2 separate regions of the Homo sapiens genome follow, and region 2 is linked to region 1. Evidence: read pairs that join two places in POLR2A ChIA-PET (ENCODE). Cell type or tissue: GM12878. All regions are shown on one strand.

What was found. Peaks named below come from ENCODE experiments on the same cell type or tissue, not always from the same donor. Only the 100,000 strongest peaks of a DNase experiment are listed, where the experiment ranks them.
Region 2: POLR2A ChIA-PET joins it to region 1 with 6 read pairs; 1 of 35 experiments calls an interaction of 5 or more read pairs at or near these places.

What each region holds. Positions count from the first base shown.
Region 1 is chr2:231,178,812-231,186,811 of GRCh38, forward strand. No RefSeq gene overlaps it. Among named protein-coding and RNA genes, the nearest start is that of ARMC9, 16 kb to the right of the region's middle. RefSeq lists enhancers at 1,319-1,428, 1,499-1,598, 2,898-4,097, 2,971-3,360. In GM12878, no CTCF peak of the experiment used is centred here; DNase peaks (open chromatin) are centred at 268, 1,410 and 3,220; H3K4me3 peaks cover 1,535 bases; H3K27ac peaks cover 3,962 bases.
Region 2 is chr2:230,261,365-230,269,364 of GRCh38, forward strand. The region is part of intron 12 of SP140 (SP140 nuclear body protein); the gene reads left to right. Among named protein-coding and RNA genes, the nearest start is that of SP140, 40 kb to the left of the region's middle. RefSeq lists an enhancer at 3,418-3,939. In GM12878, no CTCF peak of the experiment used is centred here; DNase peaks (open chromatin) are centred at 6,357 and 7,597; H3K4me3 peaks cover 550 bases; H3K27ac peaks cover 2,357 bases.

The sequences.
Region 1 (8,000 bases):
CATGCCTGTAATCCCAGCTACTCAGGAGGCTGAGGCAGGAGAATCATTTGAACCCAGGAGGCGGAGGTTGAAGTGAGCCAAGATCGTGCCACTGTACTGCAGCCTGGGCAACAGAGCAAGACTCTGTCTAAAAAAAAAAAAAAGAGAGAGAGAGAATCATGCGGCCTAACACCTCATGCAGGTGAGAACATGCAGACTGAAGTGCTTTATTCAATATCAAAAGCCATTTTTACATTTGTGTTTCTACTTCCTCTTTCCGTTAACCTGGTTTCTGGCCTCTTCATTTTCTGGTATTGTTTGATCCAAAGGATCAACAGACACACCAATAGCCGTGTCTCTTTCATCCTATACCATACTCTGCTCCACATTTCTATCTGCCTCCATACTCCTAAGTCAGTATGCCTTTTCAGAAAGGGATTTTTAACAAAAGCATTCTTTCCAGTTGCCCTCTACAATGTAGCCCATTGGTGATGGGCATTTGCCACTTGTTCGCTGGGATCTGGGCAGTACCTTTGGTGCATGTACTCAGTGTTTTCCCAATCAGCGAGTTATTTATTTTTAATAAAATTATATCCCAGGCCAGGCACAGTGGCTCACACCTGTAATCCCACCTCTTTGGGAGGCCGAGGTGGGCAAATCACGAGGTCAAGAGATCAAGACCATCCTGGCCAACATGGTGAAACCCCGTCTCTACTAAAAGTACAAAAATTAGCCGGGCATGGTGGCGGGTGCCTGTAATCCTAGCTACTCAGGAGGCTGAGGCAGGAGAATCGCTTGAACCCGGGAGGCAGAGGTTGCAGTGAGCCGAGATCGTGCCATTGCACTTCAGCCTGGGCGACAAGAGCGAGACTCCGTCTCAAAAAAAAAAATTATATCTGGTAGATAATTACCTTTAGAGATCTTGGGCATTACGCAGAGCTGGGACTTGGCAAAGAGTTAGACAGAGATAAGGAATTTTCCATTAAGTCTTATTCCCATGACCTAGGCTGGGCAGCATCTGACTCTTCTGCCATTATCATCTCTCAGAAGCCCTGATACATGTTCCAAAGATTTCAGAGGTTTGCAAGTGTCTAAGCCTTTTTCTGTATGCAGAGTATCAACTAGCATCTCTAAAGTAACAACAGGGACGGGTCGTAAGGAAATTCCTTCCTTTGTTCCAGGATTAGAAGCCTGATGGAGGGATTCACTTACACCTCACTGTCAGTCCCCAGTAATCTCTTCTCTGAGCAGCTCTCAGGCATGTATGACACATGGTTCACAAGGTGATTACTTGTTCTCCTGTGGTTTCCTGTGTGTGTACAATTTTTGTTTCCTAACCAGTCTATAAATAAGCTCCTTAACGGCAAGTCCCAAAGTGTCCCCCAAAGTCCCCATCACAACGCTTGATACATGAGGCCTATTGGTATCAGATTAAATCATTGAGTTAGCTCTGGGAGTCTAGTGATGCCCTTGATCCTGACTGAGTTTCTTCATGGCACTTACACCCACCTGGCATCATAGCTGCTTATTTGTTTATTGTCTGTCTCCCCGGATTAGCACGTAAACCTAATGAGGACAAGGAGTTTGTTTTTTATGACTGCTGTATTCCTAGTGCCTGCAGCAGTTTCTGGCTCATTGTAGACTCCTGGTAAATAGTTATTGGAAGGACAATAGTGGCGAAAATGTATTTAGCTCCTGTGCTCTAGGCACTGCATTCAGCACTTGGCTGCCCTTCATCCTCACAATTCTACGGTGAGGTAAATGTTACAGATAAAGGAAATAGAGCTTAGAGATATTACAGGTGCATGGTAATTTACAGGACTGGAATTCAAACACAGCGTTGTCTAACTATAACACCTGTTTCTTTTGGTTTTGTTTTACTTATTTCCCTTTTTTAAATTTCTTTTTTCATTTTTATTTTTAATTTGAGATGGGGTCTCGCTGTGTTGCCCAGGCTGGTCTCAAACTCCTTAGCTCAAGCGATCTTTCTGCCTCAGCCTCCCAAAGTGCTGGGATTACAGGCGTGAGTCACCGTGCCTGGCTATTTTCGATTATTTCTTAACCACTATGGCAGTGATTCGGCAGATTTGGAGTCCACCTCAGGAATCCAGCAAGTTTAGCAGGTACTCAGATGATTCTGAGACGGATGGTCCTGAGGCCTCCACACTAAGAAACTCTCCCATATAAAGGTGCCTCCAGAAGACCTGAGTCTCCTGGCCATTTCAATGAAGCGTGGATACAGGAATAGTGCACACCCCAGGACGCTCTACCAGCATGGATGACAGTAGACATAAGCGAAAGTCCTCCCTGAAAAACAGATTTCTCCAGAGGGTACTCAGGGTCTGTCTTACCATCAATAGAGTACAGATATTTCTAGAGACGGAATATACTTCCCAAAGGGGAGTTCCCCAACCACAGAATCCATTGACCAAGTGGGAGCAGGTGGGAGTGCCGTCTATGTCCCCTTGGACGGGTCTCTCTGCAGGACACAAGACACATGGCAGCAGGTCTGCCAGATTCCCCATCTCCAGGCTCTGCTAAACTCGCCATGGCAATTGCTGTTTATCATCAAAAAGGCGTTGGATTGGCCAGGTGCGGTGGCTCATGCCTGTAATCCCAGCGCTTTGGGAGGCCAAGGTGGGTGGATCACTTGAGGCCAGGAGTTTGAGACCAGCCTGGTCAACATGGTGAAATCCCTCTCTACTAAAAATACAAAAAATAGCCAGGCGTGGTGGCGGGCGCCTGTAATCCCAGCTACTCGGGAGGCTGAGGCACAAGAATTGCTTGAACCCTGGAGGCAGAGGTTGCAGTGAGCTGAAATTGTGCCACTGTGCTCCAGCCTGGGCAACAGAGTGAGACTCTGTCTCAAAAAATAAAAAAAAAAAATAAAGGCTTTGTGTGTATATGACCCTAACAGCAGCCCATATTTTGAAATGCTTCTGGCTGTCTTTCCTGGAGCCCATGCTTGGCATACCATGGAGCCCAGGGGCCACAAGAGCCAGCAGGGGCAGCCAGAACGCACCACTTCTCTTGGGAAGTGCCCTGGCCTGAGACTCTGCAGCTTGCAGCAACCCAAGGAGATCAATACACATCCGATGACCCAAGCAAACAGTGCCTATGAGTGGGTGCCATGGAGTCAGTCCTTGCCCTGGAATCTCCAGGCCTCGGGCCTGCCCCATGGTGGCCTGGACACAGGTGCTTCAGCCTCTTGTCGGTTCTCCAAGGGGAACTCTGTTGAGTCACACTAGTCACGCAACAGCGGGAAGCCAGCAGCAGGGGGAAGTGAGAGGGCCACGCTCCAGGGTCAGATTAGGACAGCAGGGCCAGACTCCTATAAGCAGGCAAAGGACACGCTGGAGCCAGCACAGCAGAGGCCCAACAAAAATAATTTCATTTTTCTTAAAATAATTTGATCAACATTTGTTTGTCATTGAAATAATCTTTAACAGAAAAAGGAACAAGTCATCAGACTTCCTTATATTCATTCTGTGGCTTACAGCTGTTGTTGTTTTTAATGGGGACAAAAAGGGAGGGGGGTGAGTAGAAGGCACCGTAATCTTTTTAGTGCTTAGAGTCTTTAAATGTCTTAATCCAGACCCGAACAGGGACACATAATCTGTGCTCGGTCCCTCAACATTCTCAAGCCACTGGTTCAAGATAAAGTCATACTCTGGCGGTGGAGCTGATACTGACAAGGATAATGAACGTGGAGAAGGAGCACATCGCAGGGCAAAGACCACTGACCTGACCAGACGGTGGGGAATCCAGTCTGCAGACCGGACCTAGCTCAAACTTCTGTATCAGGTTACAGACGATGGCAGAGCCTCCTTCACTCATTCATTCGCACATTCAATAGTGAACTTCCACAACGTCTGCAGCCCAGCAACCACTGGCACTCCTGGTAACGGGTATCTGTGCCTTCATTTCTTCTTAAGGGAAGTGGCCACCTCCTAGCTCAGCCCAGATGCCAGCCCACACATTCCATCCACCAGGTGACAATGATTGGTTCAGGGATGAGCACGTGACCAAGTCAGGCCAATCAGAGCTAACAAGACCCAATTCTGGGGTATCTGTTCTGGCTATTGGGAACCCATCTCTCTCTATCAATCAGGATCTATCTATCTACCTACCTAACTACCTACCTATCTTACCTCTCTACCTAATCTATCTTATATCTATTGTCTATCTATCTATCTATCTATCTATCTTCCACTGATGATGTAGCCTGAAACTGCTCCTTCCACCATGTAGATCCTGAATGTGGCACCAACCAAGAGGAAGCTGAGCTAAGAAGCGGATCCAGACGGGCTCTCCTAAGCCCTACGTCCAGCCGTGCCTCTACTTCCAGACTGTGTCATTCCAGGCAGCAAGTTTTATTTGCTTAAGCAAAACACAGGCTACTTGGAGGTGAATTTCTGGCACTTGATACCAAAAGAGCACTTTAAGAGGAGCCGTGATGGGGGGTATTATGGACTGAGTTGTGTCCTCCCAAAATTCATATGTTGAAGCCCTAACCCCCAGTACCTTCAGAATGTCACTATATTTGGGTGGGCACGGTGGTTCACGCCTATAATCCTAGCACTTTGGGAGGCCAAGGCAGGAGGATTACTTGAGCTTAGGAGTTTGAGACCAACCTGGGCAACATACTGAGACCTTGTCTCTACAAAAAATTTTGAAAAAATTAGCCAGGTGTGGTAGTACATGCCTGTAGTACCAGCTACTCAGGAGGCTGAGGCTAGAGGATCGCTTGAGCTGGGGAGGTTGAGGCTGCAATAAATCATGATGGCACCACAGCTCTCCAGCCTGGGCAAAAGGGCCAGACCCTGTCTCAAAAAAAAAAAAAAAAAAGAAAAAGAAAAAAGAGAAAAAGGAATGTCACTATACTTGGAGGTGGCCTTTAAAAAGATGATTAATATAAAATGAGGCCATTATGATAGGCCCTAATCCACTCTGACTAGTGTCCCTATAAGAAGAGATTGGGACACAGACACACACAGATGGAGGGACACTGTGAGGACACAGGGAGAAGGTGGCCACCTGCAAGCCCAGGAGAGAAGCCTCAGGAGAAACAAACCTGCCAGCACCTTGATCTTGGACTCCAGCCTCCAGAACTGCGAGAAATAAACATCTGTTGTCAAAACCACCCAGTCTGTGGCTGTTGCAGCCACCCAAGCAGGCTAACACAGAGGGCTTACCTGAAGAAAGGTGGGGCGGTTGAATGCGGGCAGGGGGCATGAAGGAGGTGAGCCAGCTGGAGGAAATCACTGCAGTCATCACTGGAGAGCTGAGGAGGAGGCGGGAGTGATCAAGAGAACATGGACTTGAGACTTGGTCACTGATGCTGACTGCATCGGCGTAGGGAGGAGATTGGCTTCTTCCTGGAGCCTGGTGGTGCCGGCTCCACTAGGAGGGAGGTCGGGGGCACTGAGTGGTGACTGTGAACTTCCCTGGATCTGTCCTCACTGCGCTCTGTGCCTCTTCCCACGCTGGATTATGAGCTTCTGGGGCTGGACTTGGGTCCCTTCATTTTCATATCCCCTCCACTTCCAGGGCCTAGATTCTCAGGGAGGGCACCACTGCCCCTGGGAAGCATTGCACACAATGATGGGACATTTTTGGTTTCTACAATGATGGGGGAATCCAACCAGCGTTCCTGGAGGGAGCTGGCATGCTGGACGTCCTGCAGCGCTGGGTGGGCAGAGACTGACCTGGGGTGGGTTCAGAACTTTACCAAGAGCTGTTCATCATTTTGAAAACTCACATCAAAGATAGCCACACCATTTGTTCTGCTGAGTCACCAAACCAGCACACACCTATGCCAGTGCGAGTGTGCATGACCCACTCTGCCTCAGGTCACCTGCATCAGACTTTGCTTCTTTCTAGAAAGATCTGCATTTTTCTATGCTTTCTGGTATAGTCAGCCTAAGCGCTTATACATGGAAATTATTTTATATATATACATATATATATATATAATTGCTTTCCCCAGCCTGGGCAACATGGCGAAAACCTGTCTCTAAAAAAAATACAAAAATTAGCCGCGTGTGGTGGTAACTGCCTGTAGTCCCAGTTACTTGAGAGGCTGAAGTGGGAGGATTGCTTGAGCCCGGGAGGTTGAGGCTGCAGTGAGCCATGATCGCACCGCTGTACTCCAGCCTGGGTGACAGAGAGAGACCCTGCCTCAAAAAGTAATTACTTAATTAATTAATTAAAATAAATTGCTTGCCTTTTATTTCTTCTTTCCATTAGAGATAGGGCATTATAAGGGTCATTTTTAAATCATGTGGATAAATATCTGGGAATTTCCTTTTAGGACAGGAAAGAGGATATTACGAAACATGTTATTAAAGGGGGAGTCTGGGAGGGTGGAGACTCACCGCCCAGGTCAGCCAGGCATGCTCGATGGGGAGCCCCTCTGAGGCCACCCTGCCTGTCCTTCCCCGCAGGCCTGGCACCCTTCTCAGCCTCTACCCTATAAGGCCATGTGAGGGCTGAGCAGCAGACAGAATGAATGGGCTTCCCTGGCCGGTGGCTCTCACGGCTCCCCGGAGCAGAGGGAGGGGAAGGTTGTGGAGACTGGGACTGAGCAGCCTCCCAGGAGAGGAAGCTCCACAGCAACCCCTGCCCCGGGAGCCCCCGATTGGAGGTAGCCTCCAGAGCTAATGCTGGGCAAGCCAGACTTTGAAGTGCAAGCAAGGAAAATGCCCTGTGACCCCTGCTACTTCCCTCTAGACAGGTGCACACACATGCCCATGGGACAGATGGGTCTAGAAAATGTGAGTCAGGACAGATCAGAGCCTTGAAGGCTCCTGGGGCCAGAATGGAGGGTGGGGAGGGAAATCTGTCCCTTGTCTTGGCTCCTTCCCCAGACCTGTGTTCTGGGTTTGGTGCCACTGGTGGAGATGGCGAATGGCCTGCCTAGGGGCGGGTGAGGCCACAGCTGGCCTGGCCTGAGACCTGAAGGCCTAGACAGCTTGGATTCGGGGGGCTTTGGGCTCCAGACCAAGACCTTGATGCTGCAGGGATGGGGCCCCCATAGTGTACCACCATCTGCAGAGACCCCTGGATGCAGTGGGGGTTCAACCATGCCCCCACCTCGCTGGAGGGCCAGGGCCTTGCTCCAGTCCCCAGCCCCACCAGCACTTCCAAGCTGGTTCCAGGGAGGCTGGGAAGAAGCTGGGCCTGGCCTTCCTTCCACAGTTGTTCTTGGAACCAAAAATGTTTATTTCCCAGCCTTTTGGTAGCTCCTCCAGGGAGGGACGTTCACAGGCAGGCTGAAGGGGAAATGGAGACACAGGACAGGGTGGTAACTCATCCGGGTCATCCTGTGCCTCCCTGCCCAGCCCTAGCCTGTGTGGAACCCAGGTCCAGATCATGTCACAGAGAGCCTGGGTCCCAGCAGTCAGTGGGACCACCTCCTCTCTCAGGGCCCTGGTGGATTCCCCAGAGGATGCTGCCTTCAGCCGGCCCTGTGGATCTGTGTGTCTTTGCTGGACTGCCTCTGGGACCACCCGCCTTAACCAACCTGCCAGGACAGAAGGACAGGTAGGGTCAGGCTGCCAGTCTGTCCCTCCAGCTCAGGAGTGGGACTGGCCTGAGATGATGGTATGGCACCTGCTCTGGATGGGGTGCAGTGTTCAGGCTGTGCAGGAAAAGGTCAGAGAATGATGTGGGGCCAGTGTGCCAGGGCCAGCAGCAGAGACAGAGCTGAGATCCCAGAGCGGCCACCACCTCCAGGGCAGCCAGGTCCTTGAGCCACTTCCAGGTCCTGCGACCCTTGGGCCCAGCCACTGAAGGCTCAAGTTCTTCGCCCGGACCTCCCCGGTCAAAGTGCTCAGCACAGGAAGCGCCGTGGGCCTGGGTGGGGGTCAGCTATCCTCCCAGGCTCTGGCCAACAGGCATGAGCTATTTTGTTATTGTTATTTTTAATTTATGGGGTACATGAGATGTTTTGATACAGTCATGCAATGTGAAATAAGCACATCATGGAGAATGGGACATCCATCCCCTCAAGCATTTAT
Region 2 (8,000 bases), 920 kb before region 1:
GGTTTTCAAGGTATACAGTCATATCATCAGCAAACAGTGAGAATTTGACTTCCTATTTACCAATTTGGATGCTCTTTATTTCTTTCTCTTGTCTGATTGCTCTGGCTAGGACTTCCAGTACTATGTTGAAGAGGAGTGGCGAGAGTGGGCATCCTTGTCTTGTTTCAGTTCTCAGAGGGAAAGCTTTCAACATTTCCCCATTCAGTATTATGTTGGCTATGGGTTTGTCATAGGTGGCTTTTATTACCTTAAGGTATGTCTCTTGTATGCTGATTTTGCTGAGAGTTTTAATCATAAGGAGATGCTGGATTTTGTTGAATGCTTTTTCTGCATCTATTGAAATGATCATGTGATTTTTGTTTTTAATTCTGTTTATGTGGTGTATCATATTTATTGACTTGCATATGTTAAGCCATCCCTGCATCCCTGGTATGAAACCTACTTCATCGTCGTGGATTATCTTTTTGATATGTTGTTGGATTCAGTTGGCAAGTATTTTGTTAAGGATTTTAGCATCTATGTTCATCAAGGATACCAGTCTGTAGTTTTCTTTTTTGGCTATGTCCTTTCCTGGTGTTGGTATTAGGGTGATGCTGGCTTCACAGAATGAATTAGGGAGGGTTCCTTCTTTCTCTATCTTGTGGAATAGTGTCAAAAGGATTGGTACCAATTCTTTGACTGTCTGGTAGCATTCTGCTGTGAATCCGTCTGATCCTGAACTTTTTTTTGTTGGTAATGTTTAAATTACCATTTCAGTCTTGCTGCTTGTTACTGGTCTGTTCAAGGTATCTAATTCTTCCTGATTTACACTAGGAGGGTTGTATTTTTGCAGGAATTTATCCATCTCTTCTATGTTTTCTAGTTTATGTACATAAAGGTATTCATAGTAACCTTGAATGATCTTTTGTATTTCACTGGTGTCAGTTGTAGTATTTCCTGTTTCATTTCTCAGTGACGTTATTCGGGTTTTCTCTCCTCTTGGTTAATCTTGCCAATGGTCTATCCATTTTATTTACCTTTTCGAAGAACCAGCTTTTGTTTCATTTATCGTTTGTATTTTTTTTATTTCAATTTCATTTAGTTCTGCTCTGATCTTTGTTATTTCCTTTCTTCTGCTGGGTTTGGGTTTGGTTTTGGTTTGTTCTTGTTTCTCTAGTTCCTTCAGATGTGACCTTAGATTGTCAGTTTGTGCTCTTTCAGTCTTTCTGATGTAGGTGTTCAGGGCCATGAACTTTCCTCTTAGCACCGCCTTTGCTCTATCCCAGAGGTTTTGATTGTCATTCAGTTTGAAGAATTACTGTCATTCAGCTTGAATAATTTTTTAATTTCCATCTTGATTTCGTTTTTGACCCAATGCTCATTCAGGAGCAGGTTATTTAATTTTCATGTATTTGCATGGTTTTGGAGGTGCCTTTTGGAGTTGATTTCCAGTCTTATTCTACTGTGGTCTGAGAGAGTGCTTGATATAATTCCAATTTTCTTAAATTTATTGAGGCTCGTTTTATGGCCTATCATATGGTCTATCTTGGAGAAAGTTCCATGCACTGTTAAATAGAATGTATATTCTGTGGTTGTTGGATGAAATGTTCTATATATATCTGTTAAATCCATTTGTTCCAAGGTATAGTTTAAACCCATTGTTTCATTGTTGACTTTCTTTCTTGATGACCTGTCTAGTGCTGTCAGTGGAGTATTGAAGTTCTCCACTATTATTGTGTTGCTGTCTATCTCATTTCTTAGGTCTATTAGTAATTATTTTATAAATTTGGGAGCCCCAATGTTAGGTGCATATATGTTTAGAATTGTCGTATTTTCCTGTTGGACAAGGCTTTTTACCGTTGTATAATGTCCCTCTGTGTCTCTTTTAACTGCTGTTGCCTTAAAGTTTGTTTTGTCTAATATAAGAATAGCTACCCCTGCTTGCTTTTGGTGTCCTTTTGCAAGAAATGCCTGTTTCCACCCCTTTACTTTAAGTTTATGCGAGTCCTTATGTGCTAGGTGAGTCTCCTGAAGGCAGCAGATGGTTGGTGAGTTCTTATCGGTTCTGTGGTTCTGTATCTTTTAAGTGGAGCATTTAGGCCATTTACATTCAATGTTAGTATTAAAATGTGAGGTACCATTGCATTCATTGTGCTTTTTGTTGCCTGTGTACTTTTTGTTTTTATTTTTTAACTTGTATTTTATTTTTGTTTTATAGGTCCTGTGTGATTTATGCTTTAAAGAGGTTCCGTTTTGATGTGTTTCTAGGATTTGTTTCAATATTGAGAGCTCCTTTTAGCAGTTCTTGTAGTGGTGGCTTGGTAATGGCGAATTCTCTCAGCATTTGTTTGTCTGAAAAAGACTGTATCTTTCCTTCGTATATGATGCTTAGTTTTGCTGGATACAGAAGTCTTGTCTGATAATTGTTTTGTTTGAAGAGGCTGAAGATAGGGCCCCAGTCCCTCCTGTCTTATATGGTTTCTGCCAAGAAATCTGCTGTTAATCTGATAGGTTCTCCTTTGGAGGTTACCTGGTGCTTCTGTCTCACAGCTCTAAAGATTCTTTCCTTCGTCTTAAATTTGGTTAACCTGATGACAATGTGCCTAGGCGAAGATCTTTTTATGATGAATTTCCCTGGTGTTCTTTGTGCTTCTTGTATTTGGATGTCTAGGTCTCTAGCAAGGCCAGGGAAGTTTTCTTTGATTATTCCCCCAAATATGTTTTCCAAGCTTTTAGAATTCTCTTCTTCCTCAGGAACACCGATTATTCTTAGGTTTGGTCATTTAACATAATCCCAGACTTCTTGGAGGCTTTGTTCATATTTTCTTATTCTTTTTACTTTATCTTTGTTGGATTGGGTTAATTCAAAGACCTTGTCTTTGAGCTCTGAATTTCTTTCTTCTACTTTTTCAATTCTATTGCTGAGGTTTTCCAGAGCATTTCACATTTCTAAAAGTGTGTCCAAAGTTTCCTGAATTTTTTATTGATTTTCTTTAAGCTATCTATTTGCTTGAATATTTCTCCCTTCACTTCTTGTATCATATTTTGGATTTCCTTGCATTGGGCTTTGCCTTTCTCTGGTCCCTCCCTGATTAGCTTAATAACTACCCTCCTGAATTCTTTTTTGGGTAAATCAGGGATTTCTTCTTGGTTCGGATCCATTGCTGGTGAACTAGTGTGATTTTTGGGGTGTGTTAAAGAGCCTTGTTTTGTCATATTACCAGGGTTGGTTTTCTGGTTCCTTCTCATTTGGGTAGGCTCTGTCAGAGGGAGGGTCTAGGGCTGAAGGTTGTTGTTCAGATTCTTTTGTCCCATAGGATGTTCCCTTGATGTACTATTCTCCTCCTTTTTCTATGGATGTGGCTTCCTGTGAGCCAAACTGCAGTAATTGTTGTCTCTTTTCTGGGTCTAGTGACCCAGTGAGTCTACCAGGCTCCAGGCTGGTACTCGGGGTTGTCTGCACAGAGTCCTGTGATGTGAACCATCTATGGGTCTCTCAGCTGTGGATACCAGTGCCTGTTCTGCTGGAGGTGAAGGGGGTGCAATGGACTCCATGGGGGTCCTTTGGTGGTTTAATGTTCTATTTTTGTGCTGGTTGGCCTCTTGCCAGGAGGTGGCACTTTCCAGAGAGCATCAGCTGTGGTATTATGGGGAGGAACCGGTGATGGGCCAGCCCTAGAATTCCTAAGGTTATATGCCCTTTGTCTTCAGCTGCCAGGGTGGATAAGGAAGAGCCGTCAGGTGGGGGAGGGGCTAGGCATGTCTGAGCTAAGACTCTCGTTGGACATGTCTTGCTGCAGCTGCTGTGGGGGATGGGGGTGAGATTCCCATGTCACTGGAGTTGTGTACCTGGGAGGATTATGGCTGCCTCTGCTGAGTCATGCAGGTTGTCAGGGAAATGGGGGAAAGCTGGCAGTCACAGGTCTCACCCAGCTCCCATGCAAACCAAAGGGCCAGACTCACTCCCACCATGCCCCGCCCCAACAGCCCCCAGACCATTTCCAGGCTTGAAAACCTGCCCCAGGCTATCTGCCTCCCAGCTGCAGAAGAAAAAGGCTTGGTTCTTCCCCACCTGTGGAGTCTGCACACCGGATTTGCGCCCTCACAAGAGTTCTGTCCAGGAGGCGTCTCACCCTGTTCAAATTGTTACAAAGTTCAGCTAGAGATTGGCTTCTCCCTGTGTAGTTTTACCCCCTGCTCCTCTCCCATTGGGTCCCTGTGGTGCCAGGCAGGAATGGCCTTCTAGGGGACCCAGCCACCTCCCAGGCCCTTTCCGCTGCTTCCCCCTACACCTGTATTTCCCTCATCTCTTCAGATTGACTCAGCTCCAGGTAAAGTCGGAAACTTCTCCCACAAACAGACCTTCAGCTTCTCCAGTGGGGGTGTGTGTTCGGGAGAGGAGGGTCTCCTTTTCCCACTTCTGCAGTTGGGGCACTCTCAGTTTTACGGGGGGGGGCGGTCTCCTGGGTCCTGCAGGTGCAATCTGCTTCCTTCAGAGGGTCATGTTGCCTAGGCTGGTCACGAACCATGGCCTATTTTTTATGTACGTATAAAAGAAAAGGATTATGATAAAGGAGAAAGGGAGACAGGAGACCTGTCTCCTGATAATGTGATAATAGAAGATTCAGTGTGGGTGACTGATGAAGGAGTATTTTAAAATCGTGAAGATCTGTTCCATTTCTGTGTTCCATGAGAATGGCCCCAAGATATTTGGGTCAAATGTAGGGAGGCCTGGTATTTCAGAAAAGATTGACCCCCATTGTCTTCAAGACTCAGTTAATCCTAGAAATCCTCTTATCTTTCCTTCAGTCATTGGTCTTGGGAAACTCTGAAGACATTGTAACATTTCTTTATATAATATTATTTCCTCAGCCAATAGATTATGTCTGAGAAAATAGCCTAGTTTTTGTTTTGTTTCATTTTGTTTGTTTTACAAACTTGGAGTTTTTCCTTAGAAGTTTTATGTCCATTTTTGCCCAACTCAATGAATAGATTAAGAAATGTCTAGATCTATAGAGTATAATAGAGGTGACCTATGCATCAGATCAGAGAAGATGCAGGTATGAGCTTTGTATCCCTTAGGCCGTATTTAAAACTTGGAAGAAGATGGTTGTGTTCGTTTTTCATTGCTGCATGACAAATAACCACAAATGTAATGGCTTACTACAATACCCACTTGTTATCTCACAGTCCTGCCAGCAGAAGTGTGGGTGGGCTCAACTTAGTTCTCTGCTTAGAGTCTCCTTAGGCTGAAATTAAGATGTCAGCCCAGCTGAAGTCTTGGCTGAAGGCTCTGAGAATCTTGCAATCGAGCTCACCCAGGTTGTTGACATAATCCAGTTCCTCGTGGTTGTTGAACCGAGGTCACAGCTTTGTTGCTGGTTGTTGGTCACGGACCACTCTCAGCTCCTGGAAGCCAATCATATTCCTTAATACATTGCCCCTCCATCTTGAAGCCAGCAATCTTGTGTGGAATCCTTCTCACACTTTGAATCTCTGACTTCCTCTTCTGCTGCTGGCTAGAGAAAACTCCCTGCTCTTAAAAGGCTCATAAGGTTAAACCAGATCCACTCTATTAGTCTCTCTTAAGGACAGCTCTGCCATATCACATAAGGTAATTATGGAAGTAATATCTCATTATGTTCACAGTCCTCAGGATTAGGGAAAGAAATATTTGGGGGCCATCTTAGAATTCTGCCTATCGTCAAGGAAATTCCTAGAAAATAACTGTCCAGATAAGCCACTGATTTTCCCAAGCAAATAATATTTATCTTTATCAAGTGAGACATTAAACAAAGCTGAACATAAATATATTAAAAATTTTGGCTTTAGGTGAGACTGAAGAGATTGTAGTAATCTGGTTAGGAGGTACAGGGAAGTGAGGTATACCTATTTTGTTTATTGCTTGCAGACCTCAAATCATCCGTAGTGTAGGTATACTAATGGTCAGGTCAACTATACATAGATCATGTGTCAGAGAATTTTCCAGGACTTCTAAAATTAGTCCTTCTTCTGAACCTTTAATCTGGTAGTTCTATTTGCAGAATAGATCCCTACCTATTACATTTATAGAGGTTTTGTTGAAAACAGTGTTCCTCAGATAATGGTCTGAAAGTAATAGATTACTGGTTGAGATGTGGAAACATTCAGTGATTTTTTTCTCTTCTTTTATAGACCTACTTGTCAAATGTGTTACTTACTTTGGACATGACAAAACCTCCCCATTGCAAGCCAGAGTCATTTTAGGGAAAATTTTGCCAGTTATTAAGAAAAGTACAAGAGTTAGAATCATGATGAAAGTATACAGAGGAAGTGAACATTTTGTCGGGGAGATTATGGCTTTGGCAAAGACAATCCCGTGACAAACAGCAAAGAGGCCACTATATTTCAGTATAAGTGTGAATGGTGTGTTCCACATGAATGAAGCAGAAACTGAAAAGGGGACATATGATTAATTACATGATTGTAGTTGACTCCAGATTACATACTAAACAAAATGATTTTCTTTCACAAATTGACAAGACACTAGGTGCCCTCATGAAGGTTTTGATGAGGGACCCAAGAAAAAATGTGACCGAACATCTTTGCACAGTTTGGCTACTGTCTAATGGACCCACATCCATTAGTTTTAGGGGCTGGCTTGAATTGAGGACTTATCAGACCTTGACCACCAGCTGTTTGCTTTGGATCACTGTCTTCTAACATTCAGAAAGCACAGGAAAATCAGGAACAAGCACACATGAAATAAGACTTTTTGTTTTTTTGGTGGGGTTTTGCTATGTTGCCCAGGATAGTCTAGAATTCCTGAGCTCAAGCCATCTGCCTGTAATATGACCTATTAACAGGCATAAGCCACCATGCCTGGCAGAGATAAGACTTTTTAAAAATAGACAGAAGAGGCCGGGTGTGGTGGCTCATGCCTATAATCCCAGCACTTTGGGAGGCCGAGATGAGTGGATCACCTGAGGTCAGGAGTTCGAGACCAGCCTGGCCAACATGGAGAAATCCCCTCTCTACTAAAATTACAAAAATTAGCCAGGCGTGGTGGCAGGCACCTGTAATCCCAGCTACTTTGGGAGGCTGAGACAGGAGAATCTCTTGAACCCAGGAGGCGGAGGTTGCAGTGAGCCGAGATTACGCGGTTGCACTCCAGCCTGGGCGACAAGAGTGAAACTCTGTCTAAAAAAAAAAAAAAAGACAAAAGAAAGGTAACAGTAGATGAAGTAGTGAAACAAGTAAATAAGTAAATAAGCACATTAATTGAGAAAATGTTTGCTAAGTGGTGTACTTCCAACTGAAAATATCTAATTGTATCTAATTGTATACCCATGTTTAAATAAGATAAATTCAGAACTAGGAGCTCAGTGAAACAAGTCAGAGTTCGAGTTGTTGTTGAGAAAGATTCACTTGGCAGTAGGTCAGAAAAATGACCTGAGCTGGACACAGTGGCCTGAGATTCATGCCTGTGGTTCCAAGGGTCCCACAGGACACTCCCCAGCAAGAATCTTCAAGATAATCTCGGCAGGAACTCCAATTTTTGAAGGGCTAGGCTACTACTCATAATCTGAAACTAAAAGCTGATTTATTCCTAGCTAAGCAAGGCACCTAGTGGGAGGAGGCCCTGTGCTTGTAAGACACAGTCTCTATAGAAAAGGAAACTGCAGTTTTATAGAGAGTTTTAGGAAGCATATTGTGTAGGGACTCCAGACCTTCAGAAACAGGAGTGTTTATGAGTAATTTAGCATTTGGCCATCAATGCAGGCTTTGTGGAGGGGGTGTTGCTGACTGGCTGGGCTTCAGATATGTAGAACTGCCAGTAATGGGCTCGCTTTCAGAAATGTGACTGGGGATATAAGTAGTCAGTGGCCAATTGGGATGAGTTTAAATAGTTGCTTTTCACTATTGTCAAAGAACAGTAGTATTTTCTGGAATGATAAGAGTTTCCTTGCTTTATTCTCAGGACTACAAGTACAAAAATAAAAGTAGAGAAAAGGAGGATGAGGTGCATAACATGGGGAGAG